2 separate regions of the Homo sapiens genome follow, and region 2 is linked to region 1. A link is a loop called in an ENCODE intact Hi-C map of the cell type or tissue named here. Cell type or tissue: mammary epithelial cell. All regions are shown on one strand. Links, peaks and the distances in the headings refer to the core of each region. The heading gives the core; the rest is flanking DNA. Region 1 overlaps LOC105370777 (a long non-coding RNA gene). Region 2 overlaps LOC105370777 (a long non-coding RNA gene).

What was found. Peaks named below come from ENCODE experiments on the same cell type or tissue, not always from the same donor. Only the 100,000 strongest peaks of a DNase experiment are listed, where the experiment ranks them.
Region 2: it touches region 1 in a loop (2.2-fold over the local background); 4 of 110 quality-filtered maps call a loop at or near these places.

What each region holds. Positions count from the first base shown.
Region 1 is chr15:39,189,271-39,205,976 of GRCh38, reverse strand. The region is part of intron 1 of LOC105370777 (a long non-coding RNA gene); the gene reads left to right. Among named protein-coding and RNA genes, the nearest start is that of LINC02915, 53 kb to the left of the region's middle. In mammary epithelial cell, for the core only: a CTCF peak has its summit at 7,803; a DNase peak (open chromatin) is centred at 7,666; H3K27ac peaks cover 2,420 bases.
Region 2 is chr15:39,298,608-39,315,313 of GRCh38, reverse strand. The region is part of intron 1 of LOC105370777 (a long non-coding RNA gene); the gene reads left to right. Among named protein-coding and RNA genes, the nearest start is that of LINC02915, 56 kb to the right of the region's middle. In mammary epithelial cell, for the core only: no CTCF peak of the experiment used is centred there; a DNase peak (open chromatin) is centred at 11,043; H3K27ac peaks cover 2,262 bases.

The DNA.
Region 1 (16,706 bases), core at 6,409-8,908:
TCTACAGGCAAGGGATAACTCTTATAGCTGACTTGGCCTAATTGTGGTATTTCTCTTGCTTCTGTTTATGTTCATAAACAGTGGTTTGAAGGCACTTGGAATCTTAGTTTTCTTATCAGAGATCTGATTTATTTGGAGAGTTGGACCTCAGTTTTTATGAAAAGCTCAACGGCATTGGTTGTTTTTTAGGCATTAAGTAAAATCACCCTGAAGGTATCCCACTAACCCTCTAGCTGGCTGAAGTGTGTTAATTTGAGTACGTAATTCATTCTGATGGAATAAATTTGTTGCAACTTGTTGAATGCTTATTCTTTAGCAATAAAGGACTTACGCACATCCTCAGTGATTTCTGATGAAGTCTTTATGTTTCTTGGCTACAATTATTGCTATTTTCAAGTACTATTTTTAAAAAGATGTGTGTGGCAGGGAGGTGCTTATCAATTATTATATTTCCCTTTGATTTTAAGGTGTTGGGACCTGGTGGTGCCTTTGACTAAATCATATAATATGACCCCACAGGGCTCTAAGGCTGTGGAAGGAGCTGCCCTCCAGCTCAGGGGTCCCCACTAAAGAGGTTAGGCAGTCAGGAAAAAAAGGAAGAGGTATGTTTATTGCCTGTGTTGGGTAATCTGATGCCTTGGGGTGAAATGAATAGAAGTCAGACAACCTTTCTATAAGTTCCTTTGGATGGGAGCTGGCAGAATCTAGAACTGGCAGCTTTTCATCATGGAATATCCATTAACCTTGTTTATCTCTGGAAAAACACTGCTGTATTTCCACAGTCTGCTGCTGGTCAAAGAATGATACAAGAAATCATCTTTGAGTTCAAGGGAAAGGATGAGCTTTTTAGCCCTTGTGAAAATACAGTCTTGGGGTGCTGATTTTTCCTCTTTATTCTGAGATAGCAAGTGGCATGCAACAGAATATGATCGGAATACAGATACCTGATTCAGAAATGCCCTCCTTAGATTCTGGTAGCTACAAACCAGAGACCTCCTATGGCCAGACCCTAGCTTCTTCTGGTGTCTGCAGTTGATATTTGTACTTTGGAAGCTAAAGCTGAATGTAGGATTCAAATTCTTACTCTGACTTCCAGGTTTTTTTTTTTTTTCCCCTTGACATAATGTCCCAGAACAGTGCTGCTGGACTGCAAGACTTCTAGTTCTTTCTCTGTGGTTCACCCTACATCTATGTGTGACATTTCTATATACTCAGAACTATAAAGCATTCTCATTTGTCTTCAGAGCAAACAATAGGTGTTTTATGTGAATGTTTATTAATGAAAGAATCTGTATAAGAGTTTAAAAAGGGAGAGTTTGATTAAACTTGTGAAACTTGTTATTCACAGAAACAGGTATTAAACGTGAAAGTAGGCTACAGTATGAGGTTTTAAGTCACCAGGTGTAGCAATTTTCAAATAAGAGAGGAAATCATTTTCTTGGAGGATTAACTGCTATTTCATCTTGAGACAATTGAGGTGGTTGAAGGAGGATGCTGTTGAATCTGATGCAGAAATTAATAATTCTCTAATTTAAATGTAATTAATTTATAAATATGTCCTTTTAGAAAATACATTGAAAGAGCTTAATTTCAAAATATTTTAAAATGAATTATAGAATATGGACTTGGACAAATAATGTGCTAGTTATATACTTTGTCCCCTAGTCTCTAATCAGCACAGATTGAGTCAGTTTTAAATAGCAATTCTTAAAACAAAATTCGAGGAAGAAGATGCCACAGAATTCTGTGGTATGTTGCTTAACAACAATTATATCAGGAAACTCTTACTCATACCTAAACACAAGCCCAGTATTCTATATTTTAAATGTGTTTTTCTCCAATAAATGGTCAAAAAATCATGTTTATGTATAATGTAATTAAATATAACATACAGTTGTGTATGTTGCCACACACATAGGCTTGATTGTATTAAAATGCAACATTAGAAGAATAGCATTCTTTATAGTCGCATATTTTTGCTTGACTGGTCACATTTGATGAATAAAGGGTATTTCAATCTTCGAAATAAGTTTATGTTCTTATGCTGTTGGCTGTCTTATTAAATGTCCATGAAAGGCAAGCTTAAGGATATGTAAATCTAGCTTTGAATATATATGTAGCATTTTCAGTGGGCCATTGTACTGATTATTTTCACACATTACATCACTTAATTTCTATAATATTCATGTGATACAAGAATTGCCAATGCCATTTTATAGGCATATTCCATACAGAACTTCGATGCCCACCTTAAAGTCCAGCTAGCTGAAGATTTTTATGCCAAGAAATGCAAACACAAAAACAAAAGGTCTTAAAGAGTGATAAAGACTCTTGTGTGACCTAGACAGACAATTCTGTCTTCATGATTGGTTCATTTTAAAAGAAAATGAAGCAAGAAATCTGAACAAATAAAAATAAAATCTTCTCTATATGGGAGATCATTGGACTGGAATGAGAGTCAAGAAATATAATAGTACATCAACTCTGTGACCAGCTCTATGTGTTGTATGGAGCCACAGTTTTTTTCTCTATCTATAAACTCAATATAATGGCCATAATTAATGTATGTTAGATGCTTTGACCATGACCTACAGTCATAAATACATTTTATATTGCAACTCATTAAAATACACACACGCACGCACACACTCTCTCTTTCTCTCTCTTTCTCCCCCTTTCCCCAAAAGTTTTACCAAACACTCCTTCCTTACTATGTCTGATGCATTCTGGTATTTTCTACTTTGTTCTATTTCACCTTTAAAAATCATGTTTGTGACCCACTAAAATGATTTTACAACCCACTGAGGGATCTCTTCTTGAACTTTAAAAAATGCTTTTAGCTCTTAAAAACAAATCATAGTATATTAATCTTGTATTTTATTATCACTCAAAAAACAAACCCATCCATGCCAATCCTCACTCCAAGAAACCACCAATGGAAATAACTGCTCTATTTATATATGTTCAAAAAACTAGAGATAAAATTTAACTGATGTTTTCTATGTTTGAAAAATGATCTATATATTTCAGGGAAAAAATAGTGAAACTCTGAGCTATTGAGTAATACAAAAGGAACAAAAGTCAACATTATTCATTGAGCAAATATGCTTATTAAGGTATCTGAAGCATCATAACAGGAGGTGGCTATAAAGGGTGTGGAACACAGTGTTTTATAGTACAGGACTTAAACATTCGTCATTATTAATGGCAATAAAAGAATTGATAGACTCTTTCACTACATCTTTTATTTAAAAAAAGGAAGTAATCATTCATTCCCTATATACTTGCACAACATTTGTAAGAAGAAAACTTTATATTTCTAATAATATGAAAATAGACATTCCAAGAATTAAAGCCAGTTTCTTCAAGAATGTACTCTTGTTTCCCAAGTAACTTTTATACTCTTTAATATGTGTTTGTGTCACTAAGAAATCTGAGTTTATCATTGAATACTGGATCAGTTACCCATTCCACAGTGTTTGTTGAGCTCCTTCTGTCTGCCCAAAACTGGGGATACAAGATAAATAGTACTGATGAAATTTCTGCTTTCACTAAGCTTACATTTCTATGAAAACTCAGTGAATCTTCACATCTTTTCAGTAAGATAAGTTGCTTTGGCATTTTTTTAATTCCAATTTTTATTTTAGATGCAGGGATACCTGTGCAGGTCTGTTACATGGGTATGCTGCACCCAGGTAATGAGCTTGGTGCCTAATAGGTAGTTTTTCAACCTCCCCCTCCCTCCCTTCTCTAGTAGTCCACAGTATCTATTACCCCATGTTTATGTCCATGTGTGCTGAGTGTTTAGCACCCACTCTTCATTTTAATACACACATATAGACTAAGAAATATTAACAAAACCATGTACAATTTAATGCATATTGAATAAGCCTCAGAACTTGGAGCAATCACTTAAGATGAAGGAATTGCATGTGGGCAAATCTGAATATTTGGTGTATTACAGTTAAAAATGTGATTTACTTTGGATAAAAGTGGCTCAGCACTGAGGAATGATGAAGAATGAAACTGGTGAAGTGTTAAAGACTGGAGTGATATCTGATAGATAAGTGGTGTAAGGGACAGTAGAATAGCGGGTATTCCTATGGCAGATAAACAATAGACAGCCACTCTAAGAATGGGGCTTAAAACTTGGGTTTCCATGGAGGGAGTTCATGAGTTTGGAAAGAAACATATATTTCACTAACCTCTAACTGAAATTTGCCGTTTTCTTCATTTATGAATGTCGGCAACACATCGCATCTGAATTATTTCCTATGACTTTGTTACAAATACAGATCATAGATCTTTCCATATTCTGTTATGGTGGCTAGAGATATCTTGAAATATCATTTGTGCTATCAGCATATTTAAATTATGGTGCTTATAGGTTAAGTACTAAATCATGTTAATGTAATAATAGGGATTCATATAAATTATATGAATTGTATATTTGCACGCCCCCACGAAAAAAGCTCTATATTTCTATATTGATTTCCCTGCAGATTTTTTTAAATTATAGCGTTCACAACTACAGAACTAATTATGTTTTATATCCTCTTTGAAGCTACACTAATTCCTACCTTAATTATCATCACCTGCTGAGGGTAAATTTTGTTTTAAAACATTTTTGAGAACTGTATTTCAGTGTGATTATTTTACTTGTAATCTTGTGTATTTTATGTTACATATTTAAAGATATTATTTCTGAAAGGGGTCCTCAGGATCTGCCAGACTTTCACAGGGGTTCCTGTCTCAAAAAGGGTTAAGCTCTTCTGCTGTAAGCAAAAGATGACAAACTCAAATGCCTACAGCACAGGCCTCAAGAACTGACTGAAGAAAGAGACCCACTAGAAGGCCAGTATAACAATCTAGAGAAAAAAAATTAGGGGGAATTTCGTGGGGTCCCAATAAATAACAGCCCCATTTTTCACTTAAATTTGGATCCAACTGAAAAAAGAAAAGACAAATAATAAGTCAGCTAGAGTTCAAAGTATCACCATTTCAATGAACACACCTGATATTAGAGAATGTGGCTTATTTCTTGGCTGTCACAACTCTAGGGGCCCTAGGTGAGAGAGGTAAGAGGACTGTAAAGTAAAGATGCCTCCTGGAGTCCTGGAGCTTTAACCCATTCAGCAATAGCATGCTGCAGCCTGCTTCATCTCCACCACTACAGACACTGATTCCTGCTGGACTTAAAGCAACTTACCCAGCAGGGCTGGTTTGGGCAGGCTTCCTCCTGCTGAGATGAGATTTTTCTGCAGGAGGCTTTGAAATGGGTCAGAACAATGCAGTAATTAAATGGACTCCAAGGCCAAAAATATTCTTTCTATTCTGTTTCCCTTGCTCAGTGCTGTCCTGCTACAACTGTTCAATATAATCTATTGGAAGTAACTGTCCAATATAACCTACTGGAAGTTATGAAATAAAATTAAGTGAAAATGCAGAGAGAAACTCCACGAATAAAATGCCAAGAAAGCGAGGATGCCCCAAATTTGAATATAGTTCCTCCCTCTGTGAAATTCTCTCAGAAGAATTAAAATCGATACATTAGTCCCTTCGCAAGTTTAAGTCTAATGTTAACAAAACCCAAGTGAATTAAAGTCTGAATCAAACTCTACTGCTTTGGTGAATTAAAAGCCCAACCCAACGTGACTAATTATATACTGACTTCCCATTAAGGGTTGGGGTGAGGGGTCTCCACAGTGTTAGCAGAGTGAGGGGTCCTGCCAGGGCTTGCAGCTGGGGCTCGCTCTTCTTGAGGCTGGTGTGGTTCCTGCAGGACTGCAGAAAATATATGCTGGGTTTCTGATGACTTTACTGATGAAAAGTTTCAAGCAGTTATTATTTTCACTGGTGGGCCACACCTACCATATTGAGAAAAGAAGCCAAACCTCATCCTCTAAAGCAATTATCCCAGAAAAAATTACATTCTCAGAATGTGGGGCTTAGTATATTGTCAAAAACTATGGCCCCAGATGCAATGTCAACATGAAGGGGAGGCTGAATGAGTCCTGGAATGGTAGATGGAAGAACCTCCTCCCAAACATATCCACATCCTAATCCCATGGACCCTGTCATACGTTACTTTGACTTTTCAGACATCATTAAGGATTTGAGATGGGCAGATTATCCTGGATTATCTAGAAAGGCTCCATATAATCACAAGGGTCCTTATAAGAGGAAGACAAGAGGGTCAGAGTTAGAGAGATTTACAGCTGCTACGCTACTTCCTTAAGGATGAATCAAGGAATACAGGTGGCCTCTAGAAGCTGGAAAAATCAAGGAGATGGATTTTCTCCTAGATGCTTCAGAAGGCCTGCAGCCCTGTCAACATCTTGATTTTAGCCTAGTAGATCCCACTTGGGACTTCTGACCTCCAGAAGTGTAAGATAATAAATTTGTGCTGTTTTAGGTCACTAAGTTCCTGGCAATTTGATACAGCAGCAAAAGAAAACTAATAATACAGTTGATTGAGAGCTTGTATTCTGGGGCAAATCCAGCCTGTATTCAGATCCCTGCTCAGCCACTAACTAAATATGTGGCCTTGCTGCCTACTAGCATAGGCTGAGGTCCCTGAATCACTAGCATGTGTGTGATAAGACAAGTGGCTTGTACTGTTTAGGGGAAAGACTTCACCATGAGATTCCCTGCATCCACTTAAGGCAGGCCTTTTCTAAGTCTCGTGCAATTGGTGTCTGCTGATGACATTCCTGCACATGTGACTTGGCTGAGCCCCAGGCTTTCTGAGTCCCCCAGCCACTACTTTGTCAAAGCTGAATTGTCCTGGTATTTTCCCTGAGTGTTACGTCTTTGTTGAGGGCAATGGAATCTTGCTTTAGGCTGTCACAATCTATAAAACAAACAACTACATATAAAAAACAGTCCATATAAAGCTACCACTGGACAAGCTGTAATTATCTGTCGGGGTTGAAATATTATGTCCTAAAGCCTAAGGCCCCTTTTCCAAGTCATAGAATTTTTAAAAAGCCAAGTGTGAAATTATAAAAAGCAACCTTATGAGCTAATAAAAGCCTCCGCAATCCACTAAGGTCAAAACATCTCTCTCATGCACACAAAAAAATCCAAAGCCCAGAACCGCTCAAGATCATTTAATGTTTGTTTTATTTTTCCCACTTCAGCCATTTGTTATGTTTCTCAGTGTTTCCAACCAATCCACCAAATGTTAGACTATTCTAAGGAAAGTCCTTTTTTTGTGGCCAAATTCAAACACAACTGAGAAATAAGACAAAGGAATAAGGCAATCATACACCAAAACATCATCTTTATTACCGATAAAGCTGAAGTTACAGGATGTGGCTTATATATGCTGTCAAGGGGTGAATGAACGGGACTCTGGTGAGAGGCCAGAAGTACAGTGATAATGTATGATCCTCCACATGGAAAGAGAGCAGCAGTTGCTAAAGCTTTCACCCATGACGGGGATAAAAGCCTGCCTTAGTCTGCTGTGGTAAAGAAGACTCAACTCAGGCAAGAAGTTACATACCCTGTTCAGGTGGATTAGGTGCAATGGTTTTGACTGACACACAGGCCACTTCAAATGGCTCAAGCACCCATCCCATGGACTTCCAGTCCTTCTGAAATCATCGTGTGAGATGAGTAAAAATGTTCCAGTGTAGTGGAAAGAAAGCTTTGTGATACCAGTCAGGTGATGATTATTTTTTTACTGTGGTGTGAGCAAGCAATGAATGCAAGAAGCAGCCCTTTAGGTATTGTTATGTAATTAACATGACTAATAAAGACATAAATCACAACTACCTGGAAGATCCTGTTGGAGGTGACACTGGATTAGCTATAGTATTTGCAGAACCCTCATGAACTATAAAAATAAAATAGCATAAAACTTATTCCTAAAGCTCATTTATAAGGTGAATTTTTGGCTTTTGTTCTTATTTGGGAAGAGACTTGCCTATTTTTACACAGAATTTGATTTTCTAGTTCACATTCATTTCATTGTGCAGTGAAGATATTAGCTGAAGTGTGAAGGTCAGTTTACGTGCAAATGCCTTAGCGTGGAAGTTTGTGGCAAGCTATGCAGGTGATGAGATTGTCAGTCCCCAAAGAGCCTGGAACAGGTTAGGATGGAGCTGCTAAGAGTGTGTTTACAGCTGACATGCTTCCTCTGGTAAATCTGGATCATGCTCACTCCAGAAAAGCACACTCCTCTGCTTTATAGGTTGTGCTTCTCAAGACTTCTGGGGTTATTTTCATTGTCAGCTATAGCTTGAAAGCTTAGTTATGACTTGCTGATCTGATGCCCTAGCCTATTTGTGTTCTCTGGTGATGTCTCAGAATAATTCATGCTGTTGGGCTTCCTGCATCTGAAACTCCTTGGTACATATGGGCTTGGCAATGGACAGAGCTCAGGTGTAACTGAAACCCCAGAAAGCTGCTTTTTTGCTGACATAAATCAAGGATGTTGATTTCGAAGAAAAAATTTGGATAGCTTAAAAGAAGTCCATCACCATCATTGAAAAGCCTAGACAACCTGTGTGTTCAACTGATACTCAGCCAGGAGCTGTCTCTCCAGGAATCCAAAAGAATTAAAAGGAAGCATTGTGCTATTTAGAATTATATTCAAAAAGCGTGAAGCCGCTACTTTAGATCTATAGAACCTTTAAAATTGTTGCAATATTTTAGGTTATATCTTTGTGTTCTTTCAAATGGGTGTAATATTTTAGATTTTATTATTACATTATTTGAAATGGTTGCCTTATTTTAGGTTTTTTTTTTTTTTTTTTTTTTTTTTTTCCCTGAGACGGAGTCTCGCTCTGTCGCCCAGGCTGGAGTACAGTGGTGCGATCTCGGCTCACTGCAAGCTCTGCCTCCCAGGTTCACGCCATTCTCCTGCCTCAGCCTCCCAAGTAGCTGGGACTATAGGCACCCGCCACCATGTCCGGCTAATTTTTTGTATTTTTTTTTAGTAGAGACGGGGTTTCACCGTGTTAGCTAGGATGGTCTCCATCTGCTGACCTCGCGATCCACCCGCCTCGGCCTCCCAAAGCGCTGGGATTACAGGCGTGAGCCACCGTGCCCAGCCCCTATTTTAGGTTTTATCTGTTTATTCACTTCCATTTTTTTCCCCAGGGAGGATTGCTGGTGATGCAGATTCCTTGTGAAAATTACTGATTTCACTATAGTAATAGTGAAATAGTAATCCTTTCACTATAGGAAAGGATGAGTTTTGATGATCATTTCCTGTGCTTGGGGTACTACTTCTTTATTTATTCTTGGGAATTTTTTTTGTATAGTATCCTCAGAATCCAATAGAACTAGCATTTTAAACAGCAGTGCAAATGTAACAGCAAGTGCTGAAACCAACCAGGTTGAAATTCCACAGCTTCTTCATCTCACCAATGACAATTTGATTTTACTTCAAAGTGGCCATGGCTCTTGCGGTAACATACTACTTCGAAGGCTGGTTTTGTGTACCATGATCTCCAACTGCTTCAAATGAGCACCTATTGCTGTCACCCCACCCAGATGTACCTTAGTGTGCTGGAAACCTGTGCTCATTTCTTAGATATGGAGGTGTTTGTGGACTGAATCATTCTGACTAGTTACTCTCCATCTGGTGCTTTGTCTATTTCGTTTCCTCTTTTGGTTCAGTCTGGAACAAGGCCAAGAAACCAAAGTTCTTCTCTGGAAAGGACTTTCTCTGCCATGGCAGGGAGGAATGGGTATGTCTTCATATAGTGCCTGGGGGCAGCAGGATATCCTGGCAGGGTGTGTGGCTGTCCCTTCCAGGGAAATAGCTATGGGTTTGTTCTCTACACCCAGAGTTGGAGAATGGCTAATCACACAAAAATTTGAAATAGTTACTAAAGAGAGAGACATTACTTTGGGTGGCTCATAAGAAGTTGCCGTTATTATTCGAGAATAGTGTCTTGGACTGACTCATCATGGCTTTAGAGCTTGGGTTAAAGTGTCTGCCCAGCACAGTGCTACCCTAAGCATAGTGCTTAGTGTTGCTCCCTTAGAAATTCTTCCCTCAAAGCATCCTGGGGGTCAGCTCAGCCTCAAGTCACTTTGGGACCTCAGGGACAGATTTTGGGGGGTGGTAAGAAATGGCAACCAGGTTGGGTGTAGGATGACCCCTGAGAAAAGCAGTCAGAAGTCCAGAATATTATATCCCAAAGCACTGGAAATCAGGCTGACTTCACTGTTTTTGTTCCTGGACTATGGTCAGGTAAGTAGGGATTGGTGGAAAGGGTTCTTGCAGCAAGAATACTGAAAATTAAATGAATTATGGCTTTGTGGATCTATATAGATAGAACTCCAATTGGAGATCCAGGTGAGGGGTCTGCCATAAACCAAGGTATCTGACAAACAGGCAAGGCCCTAGGCGAGACTCTGGACTCAGCAGGGAAAACCAGAGCCTGAAGCAGGTACACCAGGCTGAAATCAAACCGACAAGGAGAACACAATAGGGCAGTAAAGGAAAGCTTGACTCAGTTTGTGCATGGGTTCCCATGCCTCATCCCTGGGACTAGGTAGAGTAGGGCTCCTCAAACTCAGCGCTGTGAACAGCTGGGGCTGGACAGTACTCTGTTGGTGGGGGGTTACCCTCTGCATTGTAGGGTATTTAATGACATTCCTCACCTTTACCCACTAGGTGCTATTAATTAATATTCCCTCAGCTGTGACAACCATAGATGTCTCCAGACATTGACAAATATCTCTGGGTGGAAAAAGTTGCCCTAATTGGAAACCATTAGTTGACAGCAAAAGACTAATTCCTGTCAGCACTGACTGGTGGGACCACTTTCTTGATCAGAATTGGTTCAGGAATAGGCACAGTTGAATCTGTCAATTAAGGCTCTCTGGATCTGCAGACAAGCAGGGCTAGTACTTGACAGAAACTGTCCAAAGACCTTTAGCACTAAAATGAGAAAAACCATTAAGTGTTGGAGAGGAGAAGGCTATCATTGTGTTTGGAGTTAAGAAGAGGGTGGAGAAGGAAGATGAAGATGTCAGGGTGAAGTTAGGTCTATAAGTCTGAGCCAAGTTGAGAGCTTATGGTAGAGGCCACGCCTGCTCCATTGGGCTTGTCTAGACCAAGACCTATTATTCAGAACCCCCAGTCCTTGCCATTTGGTGCACTTTGGTATCCAAATCCTACATTTTGATAGAGCACTGAGCAAAGGCCTAGGTGGATCTTTGATGATGAAGTCCGTGCTTGTCACTCCAACTTGATGATCCACTCTCTTCCATATGGCTGTCTGGTTCATTATGAGAAGGCTTACAGGAGGCTACAATGGCAACTTTCCAGCAATATGAATGCTTTGAAGGCTCAGATGAACTCTGTTAAGAGAAGAATGCCCAGCAAGGTCCAGGATAATGTTTATGCTGAATCTTGTCCAAGTTTCTCTTCCTGGGAAAGATATTAGCTGACTCTGGAGCTAAGTCTAAGTTGAGGCCAGTGAGACCTGTCCTGTAGCTTCATCCCCATAACAATGGTTGATACTGGCTTTATTCATGGCTTCCTATCTACTGTTTCCAGAGATGATCTTTCACAGTCTTCAATAAGCCTTCAACTCTCAGGAATTTTACCATTTCTAAATTCAGGATTTCTGCTATTTCCTGTGGTTATATTGGCCCTATAAACAGCACATCTTTCTTTTCAGTGAAGAAATTAAATGTCACATAGTCTGCTCTGAGAAAAGAGCCAAGTTCAGGGCAGAGACTACCTTCCTGGGTACCCCCCAAGAAGGAGTCTTGATCACTTCTCTAAACATGCCCTGGATGTTCCCAGAGCTCATGAAAACGCTGCTCTCCAGTGGTGCTAGCAGCTCTGATGAAGGCTAAGTCCAAGCTCTGAATTCAGGAGAGCAGAGCTGCCTCCTGCTCCCACCACCGTGGTTCTCAGGCAGTAATGGTGAGCATGGCATTTAAGCACAGTATGTGGCAGATGGCAGGAATTTAATGCATAATTTTGTTTGTAAATTGAAAATGAAGTAGTGTTCCTTATAAGACTTCAGGGTATTGGGAGCTTTAGGTAATTGCAAATGAATTTCATGGGGCTTTGCATGGGGTTAAGTTTCTTTCTACCTTCTAAGAAGATCCATAGCAGCACAAGCTGACTTTTCTTAACTGAGATCAGGAAGTCATCAACTAACAAACAGGGCGGCGGCATTTAGCCTCTGCTGTGTACTATCTTTATGTTTGTTTGTTTGATCCCTAGGATACAGTACTATTTAGTTAGAGGAAAACATTTTTTCTACTTGAATATGTTTTTATCAGGTTTCTGATCCATTAGGCATTCTCTTCTTACTGATAAACATTTGCAGGCAGATTGTAAAACTACATTTGGAGGGGCAATGGGGGTAGAAATTTGCTTAAATTTTGTGCATTCCTTATTTTTGTACTCTCAAAATTTCCTACACTCTAGATTTACTTAGAGTTTATTTTATATATTTACATGCCTATATTTTCTTTAAGTAATTTTTTTGTATTGGTTTGAAGAGTGTGTATGAAAGGGAGGGGGAGAGATAAAGACACACAGAGAGGGTTTTGCTTTCAGTGCCTCAAAAGGCTTAACTTGGTTATTCAGGAATGATCTCAATTTTGTTTTGCACATATTTCACTCTGAATTTTATCCAGAAATTTAAGGTTACAATAACTCTTCTGTGGTTAAAAGCTGTTTTAATTCTAGGAATCTCAGTCTGAATATACTTTAAGGAAAGAAAAAGTCTAATATATTTGGTACTGAACACTTAGGTCCTAATTTTCTGTTCTGCCCTTATGCATTATGCAATATTTTCAGTGGGTTGGCGTTCTGCTTGGTGACCTTTGAAACATGCAGGCACCATCTTGAAATGAGGACCAACAGAAGTTCTGTCTTTCCTGTTTACTGTGCTCGCTTTCCAGGACTTCTTCCTGACAGTGTGTCTCAAACCCTGAAGGTTGACAATGAACACTCATAGAAAAAAAGATAGAAATTTGTTTGTGGAAGTGGGTATCTGAAGGGTTGCGGTTGATAAATTATTGCAAAATGGTGAGGAGATTATCTGAAATCGATCAAAAGTTATAACGATGGTTGTGGATGGGTGTGGCCCATCACACACATGGTGAACTACACTAGCTGGTAGGCGTCTCAGGTTTGTGAATGTGTGGATTTTGTGGATCCCACATAGCTCAATTCAGCTGAGTGCAGTTTCCTGGGTTCATCTAATACTTTTTGCAGATAAAATTGCAGAGAGTAAACTTGGCATTTACATTATGCTCAAATTGTTTCCTGATATTTCACTTACACTGAAACGAATGCAGTTTCAAAATAAGAATTTATAGCTAAACCAAGCGTATAACTATGATGATCACAGCTAACATATCTTGAGCCCTTGTTATGTGCCAGGCACAATTCCAAGCTTTTGACATGTATTAATTAACTCATTAAGTCCCGTTAGCAACTCTTGAAGTAGGTACTATTGTAACCCTTATTTGTAGATGAGTACACTGAGCCACAGAGGGGTGAAACAACTTGTCCAGGTTCATAGAACTACATGGGCAAGACTCCAGCTCCTGTTTTATTCACTCTGCTCTTCCTCCCTCTCTATTGAAAGGAAAGTAACTACTTTTGGATGCTAAACCTCAACTTTACAGAGTAGCAAAAACTATCAGATGTTCTTGGCCTATCATTTGCCACCTGATATTAATAGGAAAATGTCTTAACTCCTTCCAGCCAGCAGAACACTCACTGAATATGACTTAAGGGGATTGATGATGGAGGAACTGTCTAAGCTATGTCAGAAGAATCCAATGTGTTAACTCACTTTTTGCTTTAGTCTCCTTTCTTTCCAGGGCAAGATTTTCACTATGTGCTAATGGAAAGCAGTGGGCAGGGGAAGGGCAAATAAATGACTACACAAAGGTACATACCTGTACTTGGCCAGGGTGGATCTATATTTGGTAAGATTAAGCCCTATTGTATTTTCATGTCTAACAGTTACAGAATTGAAACTTGTCCCTCAGGACAGGAATTTGCTATCTACATTCCAACATTCCTTGTCTTCTGAGCAAAACCACTGCATTGATGTCATCTAATCCTCTTGTTTTTATATTTTCCCTCTTAGCTTGGTACTGTCTCCTTTCTTCTCTGGCCATTCTACCACACTATAATGGAAGGTTTTTGTTTTGTTTTGCTTCATTTTGTCTCCCCCACTCCTTTTAATTTGTCTTTGCTGGTGAGGGTAGTGGTAGTAGGCAGGAGTACGTTGGGAAGAGCAGAGAAACAAAACCACTCTAGGCTTTGAGAAAATTAAAAATTTGAGGTCCATTCTCATTTATTCTTCTTATTAAAAATATATCTTTGTTTGCAACTGTTACATAAGTCTCAAATTACTTAAAAATTGAAAGTCTCAAAAATTTCCTTTTGATTGTATAAAGGTTATTTAAAAAAATAATAAATATTCTCACATACAACCAGAAATGATAACAATTACCCCAAGCAGTGGTTCTCAACTCTGCTTGTAGGTTAGAATCAATACTTGGGGATGGTTTTTAAGTTATTTAAGAAACAATATCAACAACCCCCTCCTTTGTTCCTGTGCCCTGACAAAGAACAAGAAACTATGGTAAGTTGACCAGGGCAAGGACTTCTGCCTCTATTACTATACAAGGACTGCACTGGATAGCATGTTCATTCATTCATTCATTCCTCATTATTTACTGAGGACTTAACAAGTGCCAAGCATGGGGAGGAATGATGTGATGATTATGTATGCTCTGGAGTGAGAAGACACTGAGATCTGAAGGATGTGCAGGAATTAGCAGGGTGAAGGCAGGAGCATCATGAGAGAAGGTTGTGGGAAGAGTAATCTGGGCAAATGGTAGAACTCTGTGGTGGGAAGGAGAAGACCTCAGAGGAAGTTTTCAGAAGGAATGTGTGGCTGGGGAGGGTTGTGACTGGCCAGGACTGCTCTTTGAGACCTTTCTGTCTAGTCTCCGGTCTGCACTCACTGGCAGCCTGGGGAAGGACCAACAGAATATTCTACCACCGCTCTCCCCCAGTGCCTCTCTGAACAGTCAACTGCGATAGCTGCTCTGTCTTCACTGAATTCACCTAGGCCTTTCTCTCCGCTGTCCTGTCCATATGAGGTTTCCTCTGTGGTCACTTACTGTGTAGCAGCATCTATTCCTTAACTATTTAAGAAACCTTGGCCAGTTTGAGGCAGGGACGATATAAAAAGTCAAGGGAGGCTCTGGGGATTTGGGTTCTGGTCTTGGCTCTGATACTAAGTAGCTCCGGTGTCACGAGTAAGTCCTTTCTTTTGGGGGACCCCAATTTACTCACCTATAGGATGAGAGAGTAGGCTGAAGGGTCTCTGAGGCTCCTCCGAACTGAAAGCTTACCTTCTAGAGAAGCTCTTCAAGCCAAAAGTCTTTACCTTGAGATACCAGACTTGCTAGTTAATTTAGTTAAATTACACTTTTAAAATAATCATTGCTAGGACATAAGACTAGTTGAGAAATATATATTTTAATGCATATTTTAATTCAGCCAAGCTTGGGATGTCCGATTTCTATAGAATAGCATAAATATGGATGTTATATTCCAGTGGCCCTAATTGTGGTTAACTTTCGTAGATCCAGATGCTGCATATACCACAATTGAATAATAAAATGTCCTCAGACACACAGTACAAATATATGAAATATTTATTTGTGTTAATATGATGAGCCCTGAGATGAGTCATTCAAAATGGTGGTAATCTAATTATATTAAGAAATAATTTACTTACCTAAAATGAAAAAAAAATCCTAAAAATACCTAATGTTGGTATTTCTCAGGTTCTATTATTGGCCATGTCAATTGGAGCAACCATTTGGAAAGTCATTTGGCAACATCTCCCAAAGCTGAATATACATGAAGCCTAGGAGCCAGGAATTCCACTTCCAGGATATGCCCAATAGAAATGAATACATATGTTCACCAAAAGGCGTGTCCTAGAATGTTTATAATTGTGAACAGACCAAAGCTAGAAACTATCCAAGTGTCCATCAACAATGGAGTGGGAAATAAAATGTCTCTTCGTACAATGGAATCTACATAGCAATGAGAACAAAGAACTTACAAAAGTACACAGCAACATGGATGAAATTCACAAGCATAATTCCGAACAAAAAATGCCATGTACCAAAAAGCTTATAGCATATGACTCCATTTATGTACAGTAGAAAAACAGGCAAAACAGCTAGCCTGTTAGAAGTCAGAATGGTGGTTACCCTTTGAGGGGCTGTTCCTAGATGGGGACTCATGGGGTAATGTTCATTCCATGTCTTGAACTGTGCACTGATTACACTGGTGTGTTTAGCTTGTGAAATGTATCCACCTATACACTTATGTGGTTTTCTGTATGTACATTATATTTCAATAACATTTTAAGAAAGTGTTTTGCCACTTATTAGTTCATTTGACCCACACAACAGTTCTAGGAGATAAGAAGGCCAGGTAACTTTTCTTCAGATTTATAGAAAGAAAACAGACTCAAAGTTTGGTCCAAGGTCTCAGTGCTAATTGGTGGTGGAATCAGGTTAGGTATGTCAACCTCCTGGGCCAAGAAAGATAGTCTCTGTTGGAGCACCTTGCACAGTGCTTGATGCATAGTAGGTGCTCAATAAATTTCATCTGAAGCTGGATCATAGAATGGTGGCCTTCTAATCCCACAAGGCTGTTATCCTGCTGT
Region 2 (16,706 bases), core at 9,513-12,012, 110 kb before region 1:
CGGGCTAGACTTAGTGAGACAATCCTGGTTTGTTCTGAAGAGCATAATCAAATGAGTGATTGCAAATGGAAATTGAGATCAGAGCCAGAAAAGGGGTCTTGAGCAGCAGATTTGTGATCAAGGCAATGCTGCCCAAAGAGGGCAAATTGAGCTCTCAGGAGGACTAACATTCAGGAAAACGTTAGGTAATGGGGCTTGAGTTGGATGAAGGCAAGCAGTTCAGGATGGAGGCTGTGATAAAGATGTTAGTCTTATCAAATACTGGCCAGTTTAAACACATTAGACTTGACTGGACAAAAAATGTTCTACATGGACATTCACTGATGAACCCTTATTACATAGAAGTCCAAGAAATAAAAGTTCATGGATGGTAAAATATGTCCATCTTATTTCTGATGATCATTTTTTGACAGTGAATTTACATAGAAATGATGAATAGCTCTATGTAGTTTTCATTGGTAATATTCTTTATTAGGGTATTATCTAGTTCAGTGGTTGGAAAACTTTACATAGACAGGGTAGAAAATTTTAGACTTTGTGACCTATCATACTGTCTCCATTATAAATTCATTTTTAATAATCCTTTAATAATGTAAAAATTCTTAGCTTTCAGGAAGTACAAAAACAAGGCAAGAACTGGATTTGGCCCTAAAGCTATGGTTTGCTGACCCTCTTATAGATTATCTCAACAGTAGAGTTATTTTCTATTTACATAGTATTTGGTGTTCTCTGATAGGAAATATAGGTCAGTGGAAGAACAGCTATATTTATTTAAGTTTCTCATGGAGGATATATCCCCTTCCTTATTTACTGAAAGGAGGGCTTAATACCATAAGCATGAGAAGTGGTGTTTTCTAAGCCTGAGTCCTCCTGTAGCCATCTAATATTAAAACCTGTAAGGAAAGAGTTGGATTTCAACTTGGTTTCTTTTGATCTATAAATTCAGGTATGATGGTGGTCTGGCCCTTTTGGGCTCTAAATTTAGCAATTAGCTTACTTTTGTTTATGTTTAACTACAATAAGCACCTTCTGGATTATCTGGATCTGGATTATCGGGATCATTATTTTATTGCCTGTGTACTAAAATGAGATTTAAGTCCAAGTAGACATTTGAACATAAGATTATTTGGGTTCCAGTAGGACTGCTTTAACTGTTTCCACATAATGAGACTAAAACAAACATAAACTTCATAATGGCCAAATGATGCCAACAGACAGTTTGGAAGGACTTTATCAGAGAAAACATTGATTGGATATTGAGTCATTGCATAACACATGGTCTATATAGTACAAAACTAGATAGATCTTGTAACATAGCTGTCAGCTCCTTATCCTCCCTGGAGCAGAAGAGGTTCAATTTTAGTCAAACAGTATGTTGGTCACATTTGATTAATGCTTTTAATTTGAATTTCAGTGATGGCACATTTAATTTGTAAATATGCATAAAGCTTGTTCAGTTATGAATATATGTGTGTGTATGCAGTTTAAGTTACCTCTAGGAGTGTTAGGAGATGGTCATAGTGGTCAACGTATAAATAAGGGCCAAGAACAAGGTGGTTGCAGTTAAGGTGGTTAAAGCAGGTCTGTGGTGATCCACAGGAGGCCATTCAGTGTCGTAGAGAGACGCCCCTTCCTAAGGCAGGTGCAGCCTGGAGCCAGGGCTCAAGGCCTTGCCAGCAGTGATTGGCTGGGTTTTAGCCTTGTTCACCCCCTCAGCTGAGCACTGTTGTTCAGGGGTATGTTCCTGTCCTAAGTAAGAGGGGGTGTGATTTAAGAGATAATATAGGGTAATAATCTTTGGGACTTAGTCAATTAAGTCTGGAGATGAAGAATTATTTCCTAACTTCCTCATTGACTGTTTTAAAACAATCCTCACTAAGCCACGTGGCTTTGGTGATGATTGTTTTAAAACAATATCTGATTTACTGAATCTTTCAGAAAAATTGAAATAACTGATATGAATTTTTCACAAGCTTTGATACAGTTAAGAAAAACAAAATGTAAGAAAAGAATATTGAAAGGGCTAAGCAACAGCAGCAATAGACTTGGGCAGGAGGTATGCGCACTACAAACTCGAGACCTGTGGACTTAGGCACTTCCTCTTTGCCATAGGTGTGCTTATTGGGGGTGTCATGGGCATGAGTCCACAGTGCCCTCTACTGCCTCCCAGTAGGTCTGTTCTAACATGCAACAGCTTGGTGGTCTCTTGTCCCCAGAATGAAGCAACTTTTTAAAAAAATTTATAATTATTTTATTTTATACTTTAAGTTCTGGGGTGCATGTGCAGAACATGCAGGTTTGTTACATAGGTATACACGAGCCATGGAGGTTTGCTGCACCCATCAACCCATCATCTACATTAGGTATTTCTCCTAATGCTGTCCCTCCGCTAGCCCCTCACCCTGGTGTGTGATGTTCCCCTCCCTGTGTCCATATGTTCTCATTGTTCAACTCCTACTTATGAGTGAGAACATGCAGTTTCTGGTTTTCTGTTCTGTTAGTTTGCTGAGGATGATGGTTCCAGCTTCATCCATGTCCCTGCAAAGGACATGAACTCATCCTTTTTTTATGGCTGCTTAGTATTCCATGATATATATGTGCCATATTTTCTTTATCCAGTCTATCATCGATGGGCATTTGGGTTGGTTCCAAGTCTTTGCTATTGTGAATAGTGCCGCAGTAAACATACATGTGCATGTGTCTTTATAGTAGAATGATTTGTAATCCTTTGGGTATATATCCAGTAATGGGATTGCTGAGTCAAATAGTATTTCTGGTTCTAGATCCTTGAAGAATCGCCACACTGTCTTCCACAATGGTTAAACTAATTTACACTCCCACCAACAGTGTAAAAGCATTCCTATTTCTCCATATCCTCTTGGCTAAAATCAAGTGTAGTATCTGTTCTTATCAGTTTAATGGAGCAACTTTTAAAGGGAGTTTCCTTCTAGGTGGACCCGTCACTATGGTGCAGAGAAGCAGGGAATGACTGGGTGGAACTGCAGGGCTGCTTCAGTGGGCAGGGAGAGTGCATCAGGGGAACCATGCAGAATGCTGGGCTACTCATCTGCCTCTCCATTTCACAGGAGAAACAGAGAGCTGTTGGTTTGATTGACTTAAATGGATTTTTATTTATTTAATTTATAGTAAGTGCCGCGTATTGCTAGGCCTTGCAAAGTCAAGGGTATCAGGAATATAAGAGGACTGAAAGCAATATTCCTCGTGCTTCCAGAGCAGATGCCTAACCGGGGAGGCAGAGCTCAAGTGTGGTACACTGAGAACGCCTAGGATGCAAACACAGGTGGATTTGTTTATTACTAAAGCGGCACAGGGAAACTTCTCAGAGTGAGAACATATTTTGTCAGTAGGAGGAGCGCCACATAAGATGAAATCAGACTGCACACATGCATGAGGGTTTTCTGTTTAACTTGGGGGTGAAGATGAACTTTCAAAGGGGCCTTAGAGGCAGGTATATTACATCCATATTTTTGAGTATGAAGAAGAAGGGGCAAGCAATACTTAGTGGAAACAAGACAAAATTCAGAGATAAGAGTGCAAGTGGAGTTCAAACATAGTAAGAAGAGAGGTTAATGGTATCTATCTCCCAGCAGGCAGAACACCACCACACTCCTGGGAAATGTTTCCCCAGGCACCGGAGTATGGAGGTGTGCTCTCCCCATTAGTAGGGGGTTCTTAGTATTGAGCCAGGCTTTTGCTTGCTTGAGGCCTGATTACTGTAATACTTGGTCTAATTCTTTTCGACTTGGGCCACAGGCTTAGGCATTGCTGAGCAGCTGCTGTGTGTTTTTGTCCTCTAGCAATGGTGAGCACTTTAGCCTTGATATACTGGAGCCTAAAAACATATGGCAACAGCTCTCAATCAATGTCCTGGAGCTCTCAATCAAGTTGATGTTTTGTTTGGTTGTGTTAAAAATGGATTTGGCCGGCACTATGGTTCACACCTGTAATCCCAGCACTTTGGGAGGCCGAGGTGGGTGGGTCATGAGGTCAGGAGATCGAGCCCAGCCTGGCCAACATGGTAAAACCCCGTCTCTACTCAAAATACAAAAATTAGCTGGGTGTGGTGGCGGGCGCCTGTAATCCCAGCTACTTGGGAGGTTGAGGCAGGAGAATCATTTGAACCTGGGAGGTGGAGGTGGTTGTAGTGAGCCGAGATTGTGACATTGCACTCCGGCCTGGGCAACAGGGCGAGACTCCATCTCAAAACAAAATAAATAAAAAAGGATTTAAGGATAGTTTTCATGGCATCCTTTCCCCATAATTGCAGATATTAAATGCAGCCTAAGAACAAGTGTTAAAACATCCTCAGAGACAGTTTAGTAGTGAAACACCCAAGTCTTTCTGACATTAATAGGCTTTAGTGGGATTAGCTTAGTAATAGTTACATAATGTGTGATTCGTGGCAATGAAAATGCTAAAAGGGCCAATTATTGCATCATAATGGACACACCTTTAACATAAAGATACATTTGTCATTTTGTGGTGTTCATCTATATTTAAATGAAGGATACGAATCATCATTGTAATGGCAACTTTAGCTGTCAGGGATCCTGTTGCAGCTCTGCCTCAGCCAGTCTGTGCACAGAGCATGGAGCACCAGGGCCATGGAGCATGTGGGCTATGGAATCGGGTTGCCTATTTTCATCTTGACTCCATCACTTGCTGGGCAACCTTGAGTAAGTGGCTTAACCATTTTCTGAGCCTCAATTTCTTCACCTATAAAGTGGGGGTCATACTAGTGTGTCCCTGTAATTATGGGGATTAATGGAGATAACATGTGAATCACACATAGCAATGTTAGGCATAAAGTAAGTGCCTAAGGAGTATCGGTTTCTTTAGTGTTGGATTTGTTGCCATCTTGAGCTCCGTGTATCCAGAATTTAAAATGGAGATCATTCTTCCCAGCAATGTTTTAAAACTTGTAGAGCTGAGTTCTTCTAGGAAGACAGAGTAAAAGGACACCATTTCAGAAGAATTATTGTATCTCAGGAACCTAGGGCCTAAGCTGGTCATGGCCTCTATTTCTGCTGTCTAACACACATTCCAGTTGTGTCCAAGTTTTCTTCCTCCACCTCCAGGAACATCCACATATTAGGAGGCCTAAATTGAATTGTCATCATTATTTTGCCAAGGCTACCACTCCAACTCAAAATTCATTAGTACCAAGGGCCTTAGTCTGAAAATCTGACATGAATCTTTTTGGTAAAAGAGAATCTTTGAGATGTTTTCTTTGATGGCCTCAGGCTGGGGCAGTAACATGTGTCTGAGTCCTCCTCAGTTCGAGGTGGGCCAAATATAAGATACTTGTGGATGTCGGCCAGACTGAAGTGAGGATTATTCTGGGTAATCCTGATCATGGGGTCACATCCCATTCCTTTCACCGTTGGAGTTTAGCAGACATCTACATTTGGGTAGAGTTTTATTCTCACTACATAGTGGACAGCTCTTCTGTCTGCCCACAGGCAGACTTTGCTGGTTCTGAATGCTTGAAAGGTTTGACTTTGCAGTCTGCTTCTGCTGAGGATTTCCTACTCCTGAGCCCTAGAACACTCAGATGTTAAGATGCCAGAAAGATGAGGAAACAATAAAGAAAACTGAGAAGCAACCAGTCAAAGGAGGAAGATAAAACCCTAGGAGAGTGTAGGATCCAGGAGGCCAAGGGAAAAAAGCGTTTTGAGAATCAGAGAGGGGTCAAGGACATCAAATGCTGCTAATGGATAAAGTAAGAATGAAGACTAAACATCATTCGTTGTTGGCAATATTGATTATATTAGTTTGGTGCATTAGTTTTATTCTCCCTTTAATTATAAAATCTCCATGGCATTAATTATTATGCTTTTTTTTTTTTTTTTTTTTGCAAACCAAGAAGCTAAGATTCAAGATATATAAACTGTCCAGATTCACAAAGATGGGGAAAAGTCGCAGAATTGAGGTCTGCACTCAGGTTTTCTGACCATGATTTTCCTTATCTCTGATACCACATATTTATACTTTGGTTTAACTTTAAATCATAGATTTCCTTTTCCTAGGAAATAACATTTTAAGACTCATTATACATTGTGTATATAAGATTTTGTTCAACTTTTAAACTTATAAGTATCAGGAATCTGATGGGGATAGTATTTTTAGAAAACTCCTACCCTGGCTGGGAATCAAGCTAGGCCTGTGCATGACCACCTTCAACATTTGGCCCTTCTAAGAATCTCTGGATATTTTGTGGAAAGTAGAATGGGAAGAGAAAAACATGAAAAGTAGAGACCTGATACGTCCTCAAGCGTAGTCCTCTCCCAGATCATGTTTAGCTAGCTTCCCCTGAAGAGACTTCTGAGCAAGTCAACATGTATCGGCCAGGGTCATTCAGCATTCTGGGCAATGGCACAGGCATTAATTCTGGGACAGATTAACTCAAAGATTATTGAAGAAACAAGACCTAGGTATAGAATCAGATTCTGTTGTTTCTATTTTGCTGTAAGAAAGCACTTGTATGTAGACTATGTCAGGATTACCTCAATTCTATCCACTGCTCACTTAGTTTAAGATTATTTTAAGTATCTTTAAAGAGTAGTGTACATGTAAAGAGTTTAGGTGAGAATCTGTGTACCTCATTAAAGTACTGGAATTTGGACACTAGTATCAAGTGGTTCTTTTGTAGCTCAATGAATGACATCATAAAAATGGAACATTCAAATGAGAATGTCCAAGGACCTGCTGACTTCACTGATGAATTCTACCAAATATTTAAAGAAGAACTCATATTTTCCAAAAAACCAAAGAGGAAGGAATACTTCCAAACTCTTTTTACAAGGCAAGCATTACCCTGATAACAAAACTAGACAAGGACACTGCAAGAAGAGAAAATTATAGTCCAGTATGCTTCAAGAACATAAATGCAAAAATCTTCAACAAAGTACCAGCAAACCAAATTCAATAGCACATTAGAAAGACCATTCACCGTGATTACATGGGATTTAACCCTAGGGTGCAAGGATGGCTCAACATATGCAAATCAATAAATGTTATACACCATATTAACAGAAGGGATAAAAACCATATGATCATCTCAATAGTTTCAGAAAAAGCATTTGACAAAATGCAACATTTTTTCCTGATTAAAAACTCTCAACAGATTCGGTATAGAAGAAATGTACCTCAACACAATGAAGCCCATATACTGCAAACCCATAGCTAACATCCAACTCAGTGGTGAAAAGTTCAGAGATTTTTCCTCTAATATCAGGTTCAAGACCAGGATGCCCACTCTCATCACTTCTATTTAACATAGTACTGGAATTTCTAGCCAGAGCAATTAGACAAAGGAAGGAAGTAAAAGGTATCCAAATTAAAAAGGAAAAAGTTCATTGTCTCTGTTTGCAGACATGATCTTATATTTAGAAAATCTAAAGATTTCAGCAAATATCTATTAGAACTAATAAGTGAATTCAGTAAAGTTGCAGAATACAAAAATCAATACACGAAAATCAGTAGCATTTCTATATACTTACAAAAAAATTACCTAAAAAGGAAATCAAGAAAATGATCCCATACGTAATAGCTATAAAAATATTTAGGATTACATTTAAAGAGGTGAAAGATTTGTACACTGAAAACTATAAAACATTGATGAAAAAAGTTGAAGACACAAATAAATAGAAAGATATTCTGTGTTCATGGATCCGAAGAATTGATATTGTCAAAACGTCCATACTACCCAAAGTGATCTACAGATTGAATGCAATCCCTATGAAATTGTGAATAACATTTTTCACATAAGTAGAAAAAAATCCTAAAATTCATATAGAACCACAAAAGACCCTGAATAGCCAAAGCAATCTTGAGCAAAAAGAACAAAGCTGTAGACATCACACTATCTGACTTCAAAATCTACTACAAAGCTATAGTAACTAAAACAGCATGGTGCTGTCATAAAAGCAGACACATAGACCAATAGAACAGAATAGAGATCCCAGAAATAAATCATGCATTCATGGTCAATTGATTTTTGACAAAGATGCCAAGAACACACAATGGGGAGAGAAGACTTTGCTAAGTTGTGCTCAGAAAACTGGATATTCACATGCAGAAGAATAAAATTAGACCCCCGTCTTACGTCAGACAAAAATCTACTCAAAATGGATTAAAAACTTAAACATAAGGCCTGAAAATGTAAAACTACTGGAAAAAAACATAGGAGGAAACCTTCATGACATTGGTCTGGGCAATTATTTTTTAGATATGAATTCAAAGCATAGGCAGCAAAAGCAAAACTAGACACATGACATTTTATCAAACGAAAAAGCTTCTGCACAGGAAAGGAAACAACAGAGTGAAGGAACAATCTACAGAATGGGAGAAAATATTTGCAAAGTATACATCTAATGAGGGGTAATATCCAAAATATATAAGGACCTCAACTCAATAGCAAGAACACAAATAACTTGATTCACAAGTGGACAAAGGACCTGAGTAGACATTTCTCGAAAGAAGACATACAAATGGCCATCAGACATATGGAAAGGTGCTCAACATCATTAATCATCAGAGAAATGCAAATTAAAAGCACAATAAGATATCATCTCAGACCTATTAGAATGGTTATTATCAAAAAGACAAAAAATAACAACTATTGGTGAGGATGTAGGGAAAAAGGAACTCTTGCACACCGTTATTGGGAATGTAAATTAGTATAGCCATAATGGAAAATAGTACAGAATTTCCTCAAAAAATTAAAAATGGGATTACCATATGATCCAGCAATCCCACAACTGGGTATATATCCAAAGGAAATGAAATAAGTATGTTGAAGAGATATCTGCATGCTCACGTTTATTGCAGCATTAGTCCCAATAGCCAAGCTGTGAAATCAACCTAAATGTCTAAATGCATCAGTGGATTAATGGATAAAGAAAATGTGGTATATATACACAAAGAAATACTATTCAGCCTGAAAAAAATAAGAATATCCTGCCATTTACATCAGTACAGATGGACGTGGAGGACATTATGTTAAGTGAAATAAGCCAGACATGGAAAGACAAATACCATATGATCTCACTTATACGTGGAATCTAAAAACTTTGAACTCATGGAAGTAGAGAGTACAGGGATGGTTACCAAGGTCTAGAGGATGGGGGCAGAGAGAAGATACTCGTGAAAGGGTGCAACATTTCACTTATGAGAATAAATTCAAGAGATCTGTTGTACAACATACACTGGAAAATTACTAAGAGAGTAGACTTTAAGTATTCTCAGCCCCTAAAAATGATAAGCATGTGAGGCAATGCATGTGATAATTAGCTTGATGTAGCCATTCCACAATGTATACATATTTCAAAATATGTTGTATACCATAAATATATTCAACTTTTATTTTTTAATTAAAAAATTTTAAAAATTGAGAATGTACTCATGGCTTTGGAACCATGTGAATAAGGTTTCTTTGTTAAGGGACTAATGAATATTTTTGTTTATGGGCCCAGATGGTTAGGTGGACTGAGGAATGCCATGAAAACGAAATACTTGAGGAGAACTGAGAGCACAAGGGAGATTGATGTGGCTGACCCATTGTTGTCCTTTGCTTTAGTCCAACCTAGAGATTTTCATTATTTATTTTTCACACTGAGAAAGACAACCTACAGTGATATTAGAGATGTAGCGATGGTGCAAAATTGCTGGAGAAAATAACCTGAAGACAACTGGAATATTACTTGCTTCTCACAGATATCAAATTCACATTTACCCACCAAGTAATTTCAGATCAGATGTCTTTTTTCTGCATTTCCTTTGCTTTTCTACAAGCCACAAAAGACAGCTGTCATCATGAGCTTCATCAAACCTGAAACAAGTCACTAAAAATTTGGCATCATTGACATCAACAGTAACTGGTAGGCTACTCAAGATGGAAAATACTTTCTTAAAATTTAACTTTATTTTGAGACATAAGGTAGTGGAATTCTTGAATTGTAAAATGCTAACAAACAGAATTTATTAAAAACCCAAGGTTAATTAAAACAACCCTAGTCATGAGCCATTTCTAAGTTTTACAGGGCTGTTTTGAATAGTTTAAAAGTAGAGACTGGTGCTAACTCAAAGTACTCGGTCCATTTGGATCCCTATGAACGTCCAAGACAACCACAAAAATGCTGAGAAGAGTCCACAGCTTTGCATTCAGAGCCTCCATGACTGTGCCCATTGTTTGTGAATGTGGGTGGAAACTAGAGCCCAAACCTCAGAGAATAAAACCTGCCTGATACAAAAAGTACCATGAGTAGATTCTGGAATGGCCGTGACCCAAACAAATTGGAGAGGATTGAGGAGACTCCAGGATACATATAAAGTTCAGGGATGGATGTTAGGTAGCTTTATTCGTTAGGGCTTGATGAATTGGCATCGTGTGGGTGGGGCAGGATGTAAAGTCTTCAGTTCAAATGAAATGAGGAATTTATCTGTGATCCTGCCATCAAGTAACTGCACATCATCTTGGCTCACTCTGAATCTCTCTGTGGTTCTGTTTCCTTACGGGTAAAATGCGGGGAAAGGGATTGTCACTGCCTCTCCCAGAATTAATGAGGTGATATTCACAAAGAGCATTGTACTCTTAGGAAAGAATGCTCTGTGGCAGGATATTATAGGGCAGTAACATCAAGCTTGTTTAAAACGTGTGCCTGCTGTTACCACGTGGGTGCTATGGCTCAGCAGTCTTGTATATCAAATATAAACCAATGCATATGGAACTGTTTAAGGATAACAGATGATGAGCTGAATAAATGAAATAGTTTATTTTATACTAAAGGTAGTTCATGCTTAAAAAATGCCTTGTGGCTGCTATTTCATCTTCAATACAGTAAAGACATACTTGAGCAATCCCATTTAGATAATCACTGGCCATTGATGGCAGAAATTAGAAATGCAGAAAAAGATTGGGTCAGTGAGTCTGTTTCCTGGGAGACAGCAGGGAGGAAGCAATTTCAGCAACGATGCTGGGATACTCATGCTGTGTGTTAAGCCACCTTCACAAACTTGCCTCCGTGACTGTGGCTGTGATACATGCCCAGACAGAACTCGGGATTGGCTACCCCTGGACTCACTCTTCACAGCTGCCTAGAATCTTTTATACCAGGACCACGTCAGAAACCTCTGGGATCCATAAGTAAATAGCAAGGCTCTGCACTCAAGAGTGGCACCTGCAGATTTTCCACTTTGCTTTTGCAAGTTATTCAGACACAGCATTTCCATTCATCAGGAAAATAAGCCAACTGCCTCCTAAAGAGCATCTTTTCCTATATTTAGGGGTTCTGGGGTCCACTTGCTGAAATCAGATAACTTCACTACCTTAACTTAAATTCTCCAGTGGATTCCCATTACACTTAGGACAAAGATCTCATCTCTTTACCACAGCTCACTTCTAACCTCTTGGACTAGCGATGCCCCTTGTTTGCCATGCTCTAGGTGTAGTTTCAGACTCAGTTCTACCCCAAGCCTTGGCTCTTGCTGGTCTTGCTGGCTAAAGTGCTCTGCCCCAAATCTCCAAGTGCTGGTAACCTCATGTGCACCTCCAATGTCACTTACTCGAGTCCTTCCCTGATCATCTGATCTAAAGTCCTCTTCCCTACCTACTCTTCATATATCATCTTATTTTATTGTGTTTTTGCACTCACACTAACTGTAATTATCTTGCATATTTTTCCTTGGTTATTATTTCCTCCTCATGAAAGTGGAGAGCTTGACTGTCTTCATACTTTTGGGGCTCTTGTGTCTGGAAGAGCACCTGGAACATAGTAGATTCTAAGTATGATTTCAGTGGATGAACTAACGGATAATAATTCACAATTTGGACTTCCAAATTCTGTCTGGGATTTTTAATACTAGTAGCTGTGACTAATTCTACATAGTGATATGTTTGCTGGGAGGAAGTCTTTCATCTAATGTGCAGTAAAAGTAGTCTAGAATTATTCCATTCTTTATGACTTAGCTTTAAGGGCAAGTGAAATTCTAGAATTGCAAAATGCTAACAAACAGAATTTATTAAAAACCCAAGGTTGATTAATACAACCCTAGCCATGAGCCATTTCTAAGTTTTACAGGGATGTTTTGAATAGTTTAAAAGTAGAGACTGGTGCTAAGTCAAAGTACCCGGTCCATTTGGATCCTTATGAATGTCCAAGACAACCACAAAAATGCTGAGAAGAGTCCACAGCTTTGCATTCAGAGCCTCCGTGACTGTGCCCATTGTTTGTGAATGTGGGTGGAAACTAGAGCCCAAACCTCAGAGAATAAAACCTGCCTGATACAGAAGGTACCATGAGTAGATTCTGGAATGGCAGTGACCCAGACAAATTCTAGAGGATTGAGAAGACTCCAGTTTACATACAAAGTTCAAGGATGGATGTTAGGTAGCTTATTCTTTAGTGCTTGATTATGTTAATCATCATCAAACAAGATGATATATGTTGGTCATCATCAAAAGCTAACAAACAAGCTTCCTTATAATTGTCATCTTATTGTGTTGAATCACTCCAAAAATAGCTCTAATACACTAATTAGTGCAGACTATGGGATCCAGAGGAACAGCTATTTTTGGAGTGATTCGACACAGAAAGATTTCTTACTAAATTACTGTTCATTTTCTAGATATATAGAGGGTGGCACAAGAATCCAGAGATTCAATCTCTGTTCTCATCCTTATTAACAGAATGTTTGAAAGAAGATCAACCTTTCTGACTTTGTAGTGTCATATATTACCTGCCTGATCTATATCTAAATGATGTTATGAGGATCAGGTGAAATATGTGGCTGAAAAGTCTCTGAAGCCTTCAAAGTGCTATTTGGATGTAAAATATCAGTTTATACATGAACATCTAGAATGATATATCTGTTGATTCCCGTATTTCTTACCAGATGATATATTTTATTCCTTGTATCTGCAGTTCCCAGTGTAGTAGGTATTTAATGCATTATTGAATGAATGAATACTATTATGATTTCTTTCTTTCTCTTGGCCAACTTCTGTCTCCTCATTGTAAGCATTATTAGCTTTGTATTTATTTTTTCACTCTCTTTTATAAACTGTTGGCTATTAAAGAGAACAATTTCATAGAGTTCATTTCAGTGTGATTTTCTTTTATTTTGGTCACTGCATATGGTCTGGACATGGGTCTTCAGCATCGCAGGGCATGGGATGAGGGTGAGAGAGAGAGCGAGAGAGAGAATGCATCTGTTCAATAAATAGAGTGAAGGGTAAGGATCACACAGACTGTGGCCCATATCCTTCTGGGGTGTGGACTTGGGCATATTTGAGACTTTTTACTATTAATACTAATCACGACCGCAGCCCACTCTAATCCATGTGCCATGACCATTGGTGAAACTCTGAAGTCAAGACCTTAGTGAATCATGTCCTAGTCTGTTGGGCAATACCTTTATTTTTGGATTTGGGTTATTTGTAGATTGCCCTTTTTTGGTATAAATGAGCAGTACTGTTTATTTCCATTTTGCAATAAAAAGCTACTGGCTATTTAGCCAGAAAGCAAATATTTTCACTCTGAATTGCTTTCTGGACATTTTTTCCAACAGTGTTTGATTTGAAGCTGTGAAACACATTACTCCCCTTCCCTCCTCCCATCCCCTGCCCCTGCCATTTCCTCTTAGGTGGATCAAAACCAGTGCTTCAGAAAATAAAGCCAGTATTCTTTGATTGCTCCTTTACCATATGAAAGCATCAGAGAGGCTGAAATAAATGCCTGTTTGGTCCCAAAACACTGCCATCCAGGAAAATCTGCCAGCCAACCAGGTGTTCCAGAATATTTTGCCTGAGGGCCAGCCTGCCCAGGAACTGGCATTGAAATATGTCTGGGCTTTGGTATTTTCTGTGCAGCTTAAAGTGCTACCTTTGGGCACATTTATTGGGATGCATAAGAAATAGTGTACAATCTGCATAGTGATAAAGTTTTGTGTGTCTTAGACATGTTCTCCAGTTGTAGAATATTTCTCTTACAGACCTTTGGATCCCTCAGTTTCTTTTTTAAAGTTAATTTTGTATTTTTCCACCTGAATGTCTTCTCCACTCTCCATTTATTTAACTAAATTTTTAAATCTTGTTTGTTTCCTTATCCACTGAAAACTTTACCCCCAAACCTTTACCCTTTACACAGTAACATACCTATCCACTCACATACACGCACACCACCACTCACCCACCAACACACCAAAACAAATTGTAAAATCTTAAACTTAAAAGTTTAATTTCATTTCCAGCTGTGATTTACTATCAGTAGCCTGGTTGTCCTTTATTTTAGTCATTTCCAGCCCTGCCTGGCTAAACTCAAGTCGCTCAACTCCTGATTGACTCATAGTCTAGGTATTTGGTAGGAAGATTTTAATCTTTCTTTTTCATGTTGGTGACATTTCCTAGTTGTGCTCTGCCATTCTTTAGGTAGCTGATAATGGGGCTTTTTTCTTTTTAATAATAGCAAATAAGAACAGTATAATTAAAAAAAGAATGAAAGAAAAATAGTAATTTCAGAAAGAACCAGTATGAACATAGCAATGAATTGCAAATTTGTAAAAATAACTTGGGTATTAATATATCAGATTCCTGAAAAGTGAGTAAATGTTTTCTTCTCATTTTTTCCCAGTGTCTTCTAAGTAGAAGATGAAGGATGCTTTGCAGGTGACTAAAATGCACTGCCTTGTTATTACAGGGAGCGGACTCAAACCTTTCAAATATTTTGAGTGGTTGGAAAGAAGAAACACAAAACAATTCTATTTTCTGAGTTTTAAAAATGTCTGAACCCCTGGAAGACCCAGCCAGACCAAATCTGCTTTTTCTCCTGGATCCATAATGTACAGTGGTAAATTAAAGGCTTCGAGAAGCTCTGTAGTAAAGAACTCTGTTTAACTTGATGTTTTACACATTCATTAGACCATGAGATTCTCTTCTTGTAGAATAAGAATCAACATCTCATAGAAAATTTCCAGAGACCACAGTTAAAGAAGGGTTCTCTGAAGCCTTTTAAAAGCAGAGAGTAGGCAGCCTGAGGTACCAACTCTGCAGTGTGATCAGCAGAGGAAGACAGAATTGGGAGAAGCAGCAGAGGTCTATGGCTTCTAACTGGAACCTAAGGATAAAAGCACAAGAGATGCTGAGTGGTGAGCTTCTGCCCACAGAGGGGACAAGATTGAGGGAGAGGAAAGGGGCTGAGATGTCCCATGTGACCCGAGCAGGCATGCAATAAGCTCATCCCTCAGTTAAGCCAGGTTTTTCCAACTTTGTTGGATATTTGAATCATAGTTGTTTTGTTCTGCCATAAAGACAATTGACTGAGTTTTGATTTCCCAATGTACATGGGGGAAAAGTAACCTTCCTGATTCATTAATTCAGTAATTACTCAGTATATCTCTGGTGAGTATTCATAATCATATTGTTGTGAATAGGTTTGAATAATCTGTCTTGTTTTCAATGGAAGTTACATCAATTAGGTTTCCTACAAATTACACCCCCCACCCTCTGCTTCCCCAACTCACACACACATATTTGTTTCCCATTCTGTGGTGACACATAATGAAAGCTTATTGAGAACCTGGTCTGTGTAAGACAGCTGCCCTGCAGATGTTCCAGAATTGTATTAAATGCTCTACACATTAATGTTGACTTACAGGAGTCTGAAGTTTTCACCCCAATCTCAAGCACTTTAACTCTTCATTCCTCTTTGATTTACTTTCAAACTGAATGATTAAGGAACAATATGGAAACCACATGTAAAATGCCCAGTGAGTTTTCTTTTTTTTTTTTTTTTATGTATAAAAACAATGGAGAAAGCCAATGTAGAAATACCGAGGCCAACCAGTGGTTTACTTTGATGCTTACCAGGGAACACTAGGGAAATTTGCCAGTACATGGATCCTGTTTGGAAGAATCAGATCAAAGGAAGAAATATACAGTGTCAGACCCTGGCACCTCCCAGGTTTGTATGTTCAAAGTGCAGTGTCTAAAGCAATTTTCATTCCTTGTCCATGTTGCATTGTGTGTCACTCTTCTCTTTTAAAAAGTCCTCAAAATGAAAAGACATATGCTCATCATGAACAAAGATGCAACAGAAATGGAATTCTCAGGTAGCCTTGGATTTACATTTTATTTGGGGATTTATTGACCTTTGGAAAGGTTGAAATCCCAGATAGTAATGTATTTCATGTCCTTCACCCTTTCTAAGAATATCCTCAATTTCGTTTCATTTTTAATTATTATTTTGTGTTAATTTGCAAGAGCCCCTGAAGAAATAATTATTCATATAATTAGAGTCTATATAAATAGAGTTTATATATAAGCAGAGTCTATAACTCAGCTCTTCTCAGAGGCAATGAAAGAAAGGTTAAAAGGAACTCTGGAGAGACTATGAAAAACGGACTGATATACAAGTGGCCTAGACTTTGTAGCTGCTGAGATGTCATAGCTCGTGGGATGATACAGGGATTTATGAAAAGCCTGTGATCTTCTGAAGTTCCAGATGGAGGTGTGGAGTGCTCTTGGTGGCAACATTTCAGAGAGGGTGCTTGACATTTGTACTTAAACCTCTAAACTTGGCAAAGAGCTTGAGTATGATTACGACAGAGAAAAAGGTCTGTACCTTCATCATCTATGGTTTTCTGCCCTTATCACAGACCCTAAACTTATAAACGAGTAGAGCCACCTC